Regions from separate parts of the Homo sapiens genome. Here all the other regions are linked to region 2. The links are chromatin loops, found by intact Hi-C in ENCODE. Cell type or tissue: heart left ventricle. All regions are shown on one strand. Links, peaks and the distances in the headings refer to the core of each region. The heading gives the core; the rest is flanking DNA. Region 1 overlaps PPARGC1A (PPARG coactivator 1 alpha). Region 2 overlaps LOC105374524 (a long non-coding RNA gene). Region 3 has its middle 41 kb from the start of PPARGC1A.

Region 1 (2,500 bases), core at 1-2,500, 510 kb before region 2:
CTGCATTAAATAAACAATGCTTTAAAAAATGTCCATCTCCATAGACCTCTTATCTAAAAATCACCTATTTCATATCAGGTGAATGCCATGCATTTTGTAGAGGCTAGAGAATAACTTAGCGGTAGGGGAGATGGCATAGGAGTCAATGCCTCTCTGGTGGGCTACTTTAAAAAAAATACAACTTTCTCCATAACTTTTATGTCCCTATATTTTGTGTTGTGGTATTTGTGAGAGGTACTTTGCATTTATACCTTCAGGAGACTTGGTTCAGCATCTAGTTAATTATCTACATGTAGGTGCTTAATATATGCCATGCCACCCTTTTTGTCTCCCTGTATCATATTCTATGCTAATAAAATTATTTTCAGCACTCTAAAACAGAAGTTCATTTAATTTAGTCTCTCATTAGGTCATTTTAAACCAATGATTCTCAACCAAAGGCGATTTTGGTCCCCGCCCCACACCCCAATTCACGGGACATTTGACAATATCTGGAGGCATGTTTGGTTGTTATCCCTGGGGACAAGGGGATGCTACGAGCATTTATTGAGTAGAGACTAGAGACAAGGAATGCTGCTAAACATCCAACAGCCTACAGGACAGCTCCCACCACAAAAAATGATTCAGCCTCCAATGAAAAAAGCACTGAGGTTGAAAAACCCTGCTTTTAAATAAAGTCACAGGCTTCCCCTTTATAAATTACTAATGATTAATTGGTCAGATTTCTGAGAGAAGACATAGTAAGCTACTGGATATAAAGAATGAGAAGTCGTATAACGATATCGGGATGCCTGGGGCTCCAGGACTAATATGTCAGGTATCCTCTTAGTGTCAGAGGGCAAAAGTGACTGTTTAGGTAAGTTCCCATAACAGTTTTCTCTGATGTCACAAAGCCCATTCTTTATCGAGGCAAAGGGTAAAGTCATATGTGGCAATGCCCTTACCAACAGCAGCAGCTTCAGGAGTATTTGCATGGCATGAGGACACCTCCACTCTTTGCCCTCTAGTGTTAAACTCAGGCATCTTTTCTGTAATGTGAAAGGAAAGCGTGTTTTCAGCACAGGTGACATTCTAAAATTGGGTCTTCCCTGTGAAGAAGGTTCGTATGAAACCAGATAACTCTTTCATGGCCACAGGTTTGTGTTGCTTCTACCAAAGCAGCATTTCAGGGAAGTGCCTTCCCAGGGCCGGCCACTCACAGTGGACTTTTCACCTGCACTCACCTTCTTCCAATTTGCAAAGCCCTGCCTCATCACATTTGAGAAGGCCTTGTACTTGAGTAAGTTAAACAGTCACGGGCTCTGCTGTCTCTGATCTGACAATAACAAGCATTATCTACTTTGGATTCCCAGAATAAAATCAGGCACTGAGTAGTTAAATGCTTTTCCCTGACTCAAGTAGCACGTCAATGACACCACTGGAAACTGGCCATCGACTGAATTCTCATCAAAGCAGAAAGTGGGATTTAGGGATATATAATAGAGTGGCAGAGTCTTAAAATGTTGAGAGTAAATTATGTATCTCTTCTTTTTGTTTCTTCCATATGTTTGAATCTAAGTTTAATTTTTATTTAACATCACAAACTTAATAATGATAAAAAATGAAGCTGAATGTCACAATTTGAGAAAGGGAATTCTGGGTGGTGGCAGAGGGGTAGCAACATGCAATAGCACATGTTGGTTGAGTAACTGGACACGCAAACAATGTTCTCTGCTTACGCAACCTGTGTTTGGATGTGTAAATGCAGGTGACCAGGTACGATTCAGAAGCCACTTTAAAAAACAAAGCAAAAGGCTCAGAGGTAACAGCCTCCAGTGAATCTGATCCATGTGTAAGGAAAACAGGATGCGTCCCTGGACCGGCTGGTAGCAAGATTTATGTTTCAGAATATTGCAACATAACTTCCTTCCCTCTGTTGCCTTTGTGCATTGTTTGAAGGAGGAGAATAAAGGACTACTTTTGCAGCACAGCAGTCTGTAAAGATGGATGGCATGGGGTTAGTTTAAATAGCATATTGGCCTTTCTGGGTCACTGTGGGCAACCTTGTCCCTGGTTTATTTTAACACCTGCTTTAATGCCTCCATGATACAACTGAATGGGCATCTTTCATTCATTCGTCTGTTACTTCTGAATGAAGCTACTTGGGGTTCGTTAGAATGATGGCAAGTGAGAATGCAGTCGTCTCTAGGTCATTACTTGTAATACGTTCTGAGGACTGCCTTTGCTGATGGGGGGAGAAGGACTCTCACAGCTGTAGCCAGCGTTCATGTTTGGTCATTGCTGGAACTCTCAGGAAGCCTGAAACTGTGAACTTTGTAGCAGAAAAGGGTGAGTGGTGGTTTTGTATTTGTGTGTAAATTATCCTGCTATATGCAATCAAGGAAATGAATGTGGACGCTTTCAAGGCTACTTGGTTATTCTAGTGGGAATATAGATACTTTACTTTTCTTCATTTGGCTTTCAGTTATATTCTAAATTTTGCAAAAATGGACATATATTA
Region 2 (4,672 bases), core at 900-3,399:
CAGTGGCTTCCATTTAGACTACATTAAAAAAAAAAAGAAGGTGCATTTTTAAAAATGTAGATTCCCAGACTCAGTCACAGACCTTGTGAATTATAGGAAGGAACAGACAGTAACTACGATGCCTCCTAAAACATCAATGGCCAAAAAAGTAGATGTCAGTTCCAATATTCCACAGATAAGTCAGGATTTCGGGGACTATTTCCACTCTTCCCTTTTGTGCAGAGGGAAATTATCAACACTTTGAGAAAGAAGAGAGGGTTTCGAATCCCCTTTTCATCTAAATCTCAGATAATGATCCAGCTGCATTTGAACTTTAATCTGTCGGCCATGTGCAGCTCTAATAGGCACCTTTGGGGCCCCACTGGCCAAGGAACCTAAAAAGCTGCCTCTTTGCTGAGCTTCCATTGGTGTTGGCAGTCAGGTTCCCAGGAACAGCAAGCCTCCCAGTAGCAGAGCTGGTCTTTGAAATGCCATGGGCAGTGTCCTTGCATAGATTGGGGCACAAGAGAGGGAGGGATCTGTGTGGCGCCTACTCTGAAATGCCAGGGCAGAGCCTGTGAAAGATCCAGTGGGGTGTCAGATTCCCAAGGCCCCAGCTGGCAGGATGCAGTAGGAAAATCAGATTCCTGTGAGTCCTTAGAGGTCATGGGAGGGCACGTGACTGCTCCTGGTGGGAGGCAGGTGGCTCAGGACGGAGACAGGAAGGGAATGAATAAGAAAAAGGGAAGGACAATGTGACCAGAATAAATTTACTCTAGTTATTATTTTTCCAGTTTGGCAATCCTAGATGATGTGTGTCTTTGTGAGAACTACACAGAAAAGTGGCCTTTAATTTCAGCAACCATAATCATACACCAAGTGACAACACACACCCACACATACACACACATCCCTTGTGTAAATGACTCAGCCATCAGTTCACAAATATTACCAAAGATAGCAGTAGCACAGCTAAGAATTGCATGTGTACATAAATTTATACACACTCATACTCACTCACGTGCTTGCAGCACACTGCCTTAGCAGAACTTCACATTCTAACCATTTTTAACCTTTTATTAGAGCAAGAACTCTAGTTCATTCATATTTACACTTTCGTAAGCAGAGTACCTGGCATCCCATAATAAATATTTGTAAGATAAATTAATAGATGTGGCAGAACTGTTGAGTATACTACTTCTTAGTATTAAAAAGTGGATATGGTATATACACGTCAAACGTCACATACATGATGGATTGTAGCAAGATAGAAAGGCTCTATATATTTTAAATGGAAAACACTAGGCATCTACATTTGAGAGTTTTTAGCTAACGGCAAGTGAACTTAGTAAAATCCATGCAATGCATTAACTCCAGGACAGATACATAAAAGATAAAAAAAATTGGAAGTCATCTGTGTTAAATAGAATAACAATAATCACATTGTATTATTATTGGTTGCATAAAACGCTGTCTTTTCTACCAAACAATGAGTTGCTTGAAGGTAGTGAACCTGCATTCCTTATGCCTGTAGCTTTGGTGCCTAGCACTGTGTCAGACCGTAAAGGATCGTTATGTACTTACTTGTTGAAGTGCACACAAATGTAAATATTGACACAAACCTATTTGAAGTGCATGCTTACTACTACATCACATATGTACCTTTTCCAATTGACCTTGCAAATGAAATGCTTTGCAATTGAAGGGGAATAGAATCTGTACAGAGGTTTTTCCAGTGTTTATTTTTACAATGAACATCTACTAGGCCCCAAGGCTAAGGCTATTGACCTGTAACACGCATACAGATATGGCAAAGCAACTGGTCACTTGGTCAGTGAGCTGAAAGGCTAGAAACATCTAGTCCTCAATGGGACACTGCCATCTGGTGTATGCCCCAGGTTAGACAACCAATAGCCAGATATAGCTAGGGTCAGGAAAGGTGGGGAGGCGGAGCTAGCTCTTGAGTGCAGGCATACTTCTGTGGCCCCAGTGATGATCCGTAGAGAAGAATGATTGCCTACTTGGTTGGCATCTTGGAACTAAAAGTGTGTATTAATTATTCATAGATATGATGGAGACAATGCAATTCGGGAAGGAAAAAAATCCTTAGTGTCTGGTATGGGTTGAGTATTTCACACTGGTTATCTCACTTAATCTTCAGTGTCACCCAGTAAAATGTTCATATCACAGGTGGGAAAATGGAGGACCAGAGAAGTTAAGTAACATGCCTGAAGTCACACAGGTACTGAGTGGCAGAGATAATAATCAAACCACTGCTTTTTTTCTTCCCTGTAACTTGCTAACTGTATGACTTTTTTTGTTTCAATAAATAGCCTCTTAAGAAGAAAGACTGTCTTCTCCTTATCCAAGTGTGGTTTTAAGTAGAGTTAAACAGTTATTATGATCAGTAGTTTACTGCAATAGAGAGGTATAACCAGAGTTTCTGATTTCTAATAATTTACAGCCTTGGTGGAAAAAGAATCACATATTAAAGTGAGTTAACATTTTAAAACTAGTGCAACATCAAGGCTGAAAATATTATTATACAAATAATACAAAGTGAATATTTACCATTGATCTGTTAAGAAATGGAAACATTCCAGTGTCCTGCTGAGCCATAATGGAACCTGAGGCAAAGGAAATATCAGTGATACTAACCCTGTCTTGATTTAAAATTTTGGTATTTTGTTCATTAAGTAGTTTTGCATTAATTTAGATTTTAAATATCATCTTAAAGTGTTATTTATCTTGATTACTGAGCTTTTTGGAGGCCCCTTAAATTTTTTGCTTAGAAAGTGTGTCTCACTAGTCCTGTTCCTGAGGAATTCATCATTGAAAGGATAGCATCCATCTAGAAAAATCTCAGTTGGGCACAATGACTGTCAAAGAGATTTTGGCTTGCTTACTATCAGCATAATTTATTTTCTCATGTGAGAAAAAATATTTATGTTGTTATAACAAATCAATTAATAAGACATTGATAGAAAATAATGATATAAATCCTATACACATTGGGTTTATAAATGTGTCCTATATGAATAACAGCTGCTTTAGATATATTCAAAGTTAATCAGAAAATTAGATTAGCTATTAGATGTAACATCTCAATTTCAAAGCACAATGCATATGTGTTAGGGCTGTTAATCACAGAATTATGAATACTTTTTATGATGCGACCTCAAGAGATTTTTTGTGTGTGTACATAGTGTTAGTGCAGAATTCTTTTGCATTTAATTTTCAAATTAAACCATAAATATCACAAGGGAAATAATGTTTTCTACCAACATGCTGCAAATTTAGAACAACTAAATTATTAGCCTGTAAGTTTTCACTAACAACAGTTTGATAATGATGGAAAGGTTCCCTTATGTAGGACAAAGTTCTCTCTAATGGGAAATGTTTGGGGTTCCTTTCATGCAACAGTAAGTCAAGAACATCCTTAAGTCATGATTCATCTCAAATAGGACTATACAGAATCTCAGAAACACATTTAAAATGTTTCAAAACAATAAAATATCCCCAGAAAAATTACCTATTGATGTTTTGAGATTTTGCCCAGAGGGCACGAATCATAAAATGGAAGAGACACCATCAAGCTTTTGTTTATTAAGTTAAGGTTTCATCCTACTCAGCTCAAGTTATATTAATTGTATTTCAACCCATAGCAAGCAGAAAGTAAGAAGGTTGTGTCACGGTAAGTAATTCACTCCCAGTCCCTAATGCAATGTCTCAATCTAGATCATTCTTGTGAGAAGATTTAGTTGAAACTTCCATCCTGCACCTCCTGGTAAGAATATCATTTAATGTTTCACTAGCTAAGCAGAGCATTTGGAAGACTTAATGAAGAAAACTCTCAGAAGAACTCAAAGAAGACTTGAGGGAGGGCCCTGTTTTCATATTAATCTTGAGCTAAGTCTGAGTCTGGGTAAAGTTGTACAAATTCCTTTGTAATTTATCTGACAGGAAAGATTTCAGTCAGACAATGTACTTACAACCGATAAACCAGCTTCTCCCCAGCCATAAAGCATGCTAATTGGAAAGTTGTGTGCAGAATTCCTGCCAAAAAGCAGGGAATCTTCTTAAATATTAATGATGCCCTCCTGCCAAACTTTTGAATGTTGTTGTGAATCTGGTGGCTTACAATTTTATGTCACTTCATCATATCTTTGATCTTGCTTTCAGTGCACCCTGAAAAGTGTCACTGTGCTGTGGTGGGCTATAAGACATGACATAAAAGTTTGTACATGTGAAGGGGGCTGGTGTCTATGCAAGTGGACTCATCCCATAATGGTAACATGAATGACAAGATGGAGACAGATATTGATGAACGAGTTTAGGAGTAAAATGAAACTCAACAAGAAATTTAAATATTTCTAAACTCAATGAATGTGGCTGCCTTTGGTAGAAAATGTAGAAAAGAATGGGAATGATGGTATTGGGTAATAATTTAAAAATTATAACAGCAGATTATGAGGTAAAAAAAGAAGGAAATCTCCCAACTTTGTTGAGAAGTTTTTTCAAGGGAAGAACAGCATTGGCTGTAAGATACAGCTGACTTTGATCACATAAGCAGTGTGCTGGGAGGCTGAAGTACTCCGAACTCAGTTTTAAGCAGCTTGACAGAATTAATACTATTTCTCCAGATGCCTAATTTAGTCTACAGAAGTGATCTCCACCTCCAGTCTCTACCAGA
Region 3 (2,500 bases), core at 1-2,500, 560 kb before region 2:
ACCCCTTTTATGCTACTTATTAGCTGTGTGATCTGGGAAAAGCCACTGGAGACGTCTGCACTTCGATCTATAGAATGGAAGGATAGCATTAGCTCCCTGGAGGCAGGAGGAGGATGGACTAGATAGTTCCCAGCCAAGCGAGGAACTAAGCGAGGAACTAATTAGTCCCACTAAGAGCATTCTCTTGTTCTCTGTCTTCTCATGTATTTGGGTCCTTTTAGACTCTTCCAATCTTTATTGATCAGTACCTTTGGTTTTTAGTTATCTCTTCTCTATACATTTGTCTGATTATTACTTTTACTTGTACATCTTGCTATTTCCGTTTGTTGAATTAATGAATGGATTTGCCTTCTTTCTATTTTTAGCTACTATGACCACCACCACTATGGCAACTCCTGTTACAAATTACTGTATAACTACCATGTGCCTGATTATTTGCCAAGTGTAAAGCATTAACAGTAACTCCTTTTAACAACCCTGACAATGGGGTATCATTATCCCCATTTTGTACATGAGAAACTGAGGCTCCGCAAGGTGAGATAATTTGCCTGAGGTCACACCATGGTAAGTGCTGGAGTCAGACTTTGGATCTGGGTATCTCTGACTCCAAAGATCGTCATAACTTCCATGGCTTCCCATGAGCTACTGATTATTGAGCACCTACCACTTGTTAGCCACTTAGCATATATCACCTCTTTTTATCCCCATGGCAGTCTTGTAACTTAGGTATTATTTTTCCATTTTACTGCCGAGGATAATAAAGCTTAGAGAGAGGTGTTAGGTAAGTATGCCAGAGGCACACTGCCAATAAATGTTCTCAAATCCAATGTCAGATGACATTGGATTCTTGCTTCCTTTCTGGTCTCTGCTTTGTGAATGAATCAGTGAGTGAATGGGTCACCTTCCTTTCTTCCTCTTTTTCACTATTCTTTCTTTATTCTCCTTTAAAAAATATGTGCCTTAACTTTTTAAATTAAAAATCTAAAGTATGCTGGAAGTAAAAAAAAAAGTCAGGGCGGGGATACAGAAAAGCACAAATAAAATAGAGCTAGTCTACAGTAACCTTCTACCCAGAGGTAATAACTTTCCTTCCTTTTTTTTTCCTCCTTCCTTCCTGCCCTTGCCTTTGTGTCCTCTTAGCCAAGAGTCACATTCCTTCTCTACCTCTTCCAGCACAAACTCCCTTTGGGGGTCCGAGTTTCCCTGCTGTGGTTCTTGGCATAACGCGTGACACACACATTTGCAAAACTAATCAACTGTGGAGGGGACAGGGAGTCCCAGCACAAGCTCAGAAAGGCAGCGGCCACCACAGCAGCCAATTCCTTTCCCTGTCCCCAGAGGTGGGGTGAGCAGGTGACTCCCTGTCACTGATCCCCAGCTGCCCCTCACTAGACTGTGAAGCAACAGAGGCCCTAGCAACGGAAAATGCCACCGGACACTCCACGCGGCGGCATGTGCCAGGCTGCCTCTGGGAGCCTTGTGTTCTAAGCCAAAGTTCAGCTGAAGGGCAGTAGCCAAGCCAGAAAGTCATGTGGCTCCCATGTTGGTTAGTGTGTCACTTTGAACAGCTCTTATCTGATATTATTATGACTAACTCAGTGCTGACAGCATGGGACAGATTATAGGGGACATGTGACAATTATTTAAGGCATCACTGAGTGCACTGTGCAGCTTATATTAACCCCTTCTTTCCAGGATCACTTTCCTGCATGTGTTTGTCCCTTTGAGAGTCTGGGTAGGAAAAAAGAAACAAAAAAGTACATTGAACCCTGAAGGGTGCTACTGGTTTCCATTTGAACAGCCTCTGGCAACAATTTATTTTTGTCCCCATAGCTTGAATGATATATGCTCTTTTGGCCTAAAAAGAAAGAAATCAATGATAAGGTTGTTCATATTTCAAAACCTTTTTTTATACCTTGTAACTGATAAAATTCATACCTTTGTCATCATTGTTGTTGTTAAGGTTGATCTTTAAGATATTAGAGAACCGTGTTGAAGTGCTAGCTGGAGAAATAGTCCTTCAGCGTTGTACCTAAATGTCAGTGGTCAGAAGGCGTTACTCCCCACAATATGATTGACATCTTGGATGGTGCAAAGCAAACATAAGAAATGCTATAATTTATTATTTATTTTCTGCCCTTGAGTATATATGTAATGGTACAATGTGAGGGCTGTTACACCAAAAATCAAGTTCAGAGTCACTCATGGTGGAGAGGGATTTTGTCCTGCTTGAAGCCATGGGTAGTAATATAAATATTCTTTCTGTGTGAATGAAAAGGAATTTCAAACCTGATTTGGGGACTTAAAGGTAAATGAAACAGAATATCTAGGTAAAAATTCAGATGATATCATTTAAAGATGTCAAGGATGCTAAAATATACATATATTTAACGTGGCACCCTGGAGTGGGGTGACAAAAAACAGAGTCTGCAAATCTATAGGAGAGGTTGAATATCAGCCATGTTTTGAGGATTTCCTTGGTGAGTTTATGGTCTGTTAA

What was found. Peaks named below come from ENCODE experiments on the same cell type or tissue, not always from the same donor. Only the 100,000 strongest peaks of a DNase experiment are listed, where the experiment ranks them.
Region 1: a loop joins it to region 2, with 6 times the contacts of the local background. A loop is called at or near these places in 3 of 110 quality-filtered maps.
Region 3: it touches region 2 in a loop (5-fold over the local background); 7 of 110 quality-filtered maps call a loop at or near these places.

The regions. Positions count from the first base shown.
Region 1 is chr4:23,880,557-23,883,056 of GRCh38, reverse strand. The region is part of intron 2 of PPARGC1A (PPARG coactivator 1 alpha); the gene reads left to right. Among named protein-coding and RNA genes, the nearest start is that of PPARGC1A, 8.2 kb to the left of the region's middle. In heart left ventricle, for the core only: a CTCF peak has its summit at 1,010 (motif pointing left); no DNase peak of the experiment used is centred there; H3K4me3 peaks cover 321 bases; H3K27ac peaks cover 2,309 bases.
Region 2 is chr4:23,365,452-23,370,123 of GRCh38, reverse strand. The region is part of intron 17 of LOC105374524 (a long non-coding RNA gene); the gene reads right to left. All of the region lies in intron 2 of LOC105374523 (a long non-coding RNA gene), which reads left to right. Among named protein-coding and RNA genes, the nearest start is that of PPARGC1A-AS1, 400 kb to the left of the region's middle. In heart left ventricle, for the core only: a CTCF peak has its summit at 1,860 (motif pointing left); no DNase peak of the experiment used is centred there; H3K27ac peaks cover 415 bases.
Region 3 is chr4:23,929,944-23,932,443 of GRCh38, reverse strand. It overlaps a transcript of PPARGC1A not described here. Among named protein-coding and RNA genes, the nearest start is that of PPARGC1A, 41 kb to the right of the region's middle. RefSeq lists enhancers at 1-290, 375-2,006. In heart left ventricle, for the core only: no CTCF peak of the experiment used is centred there; a DNase peak (open chromatin) is centred at 1,413; H3K27ac peaks cover 2,500 bases.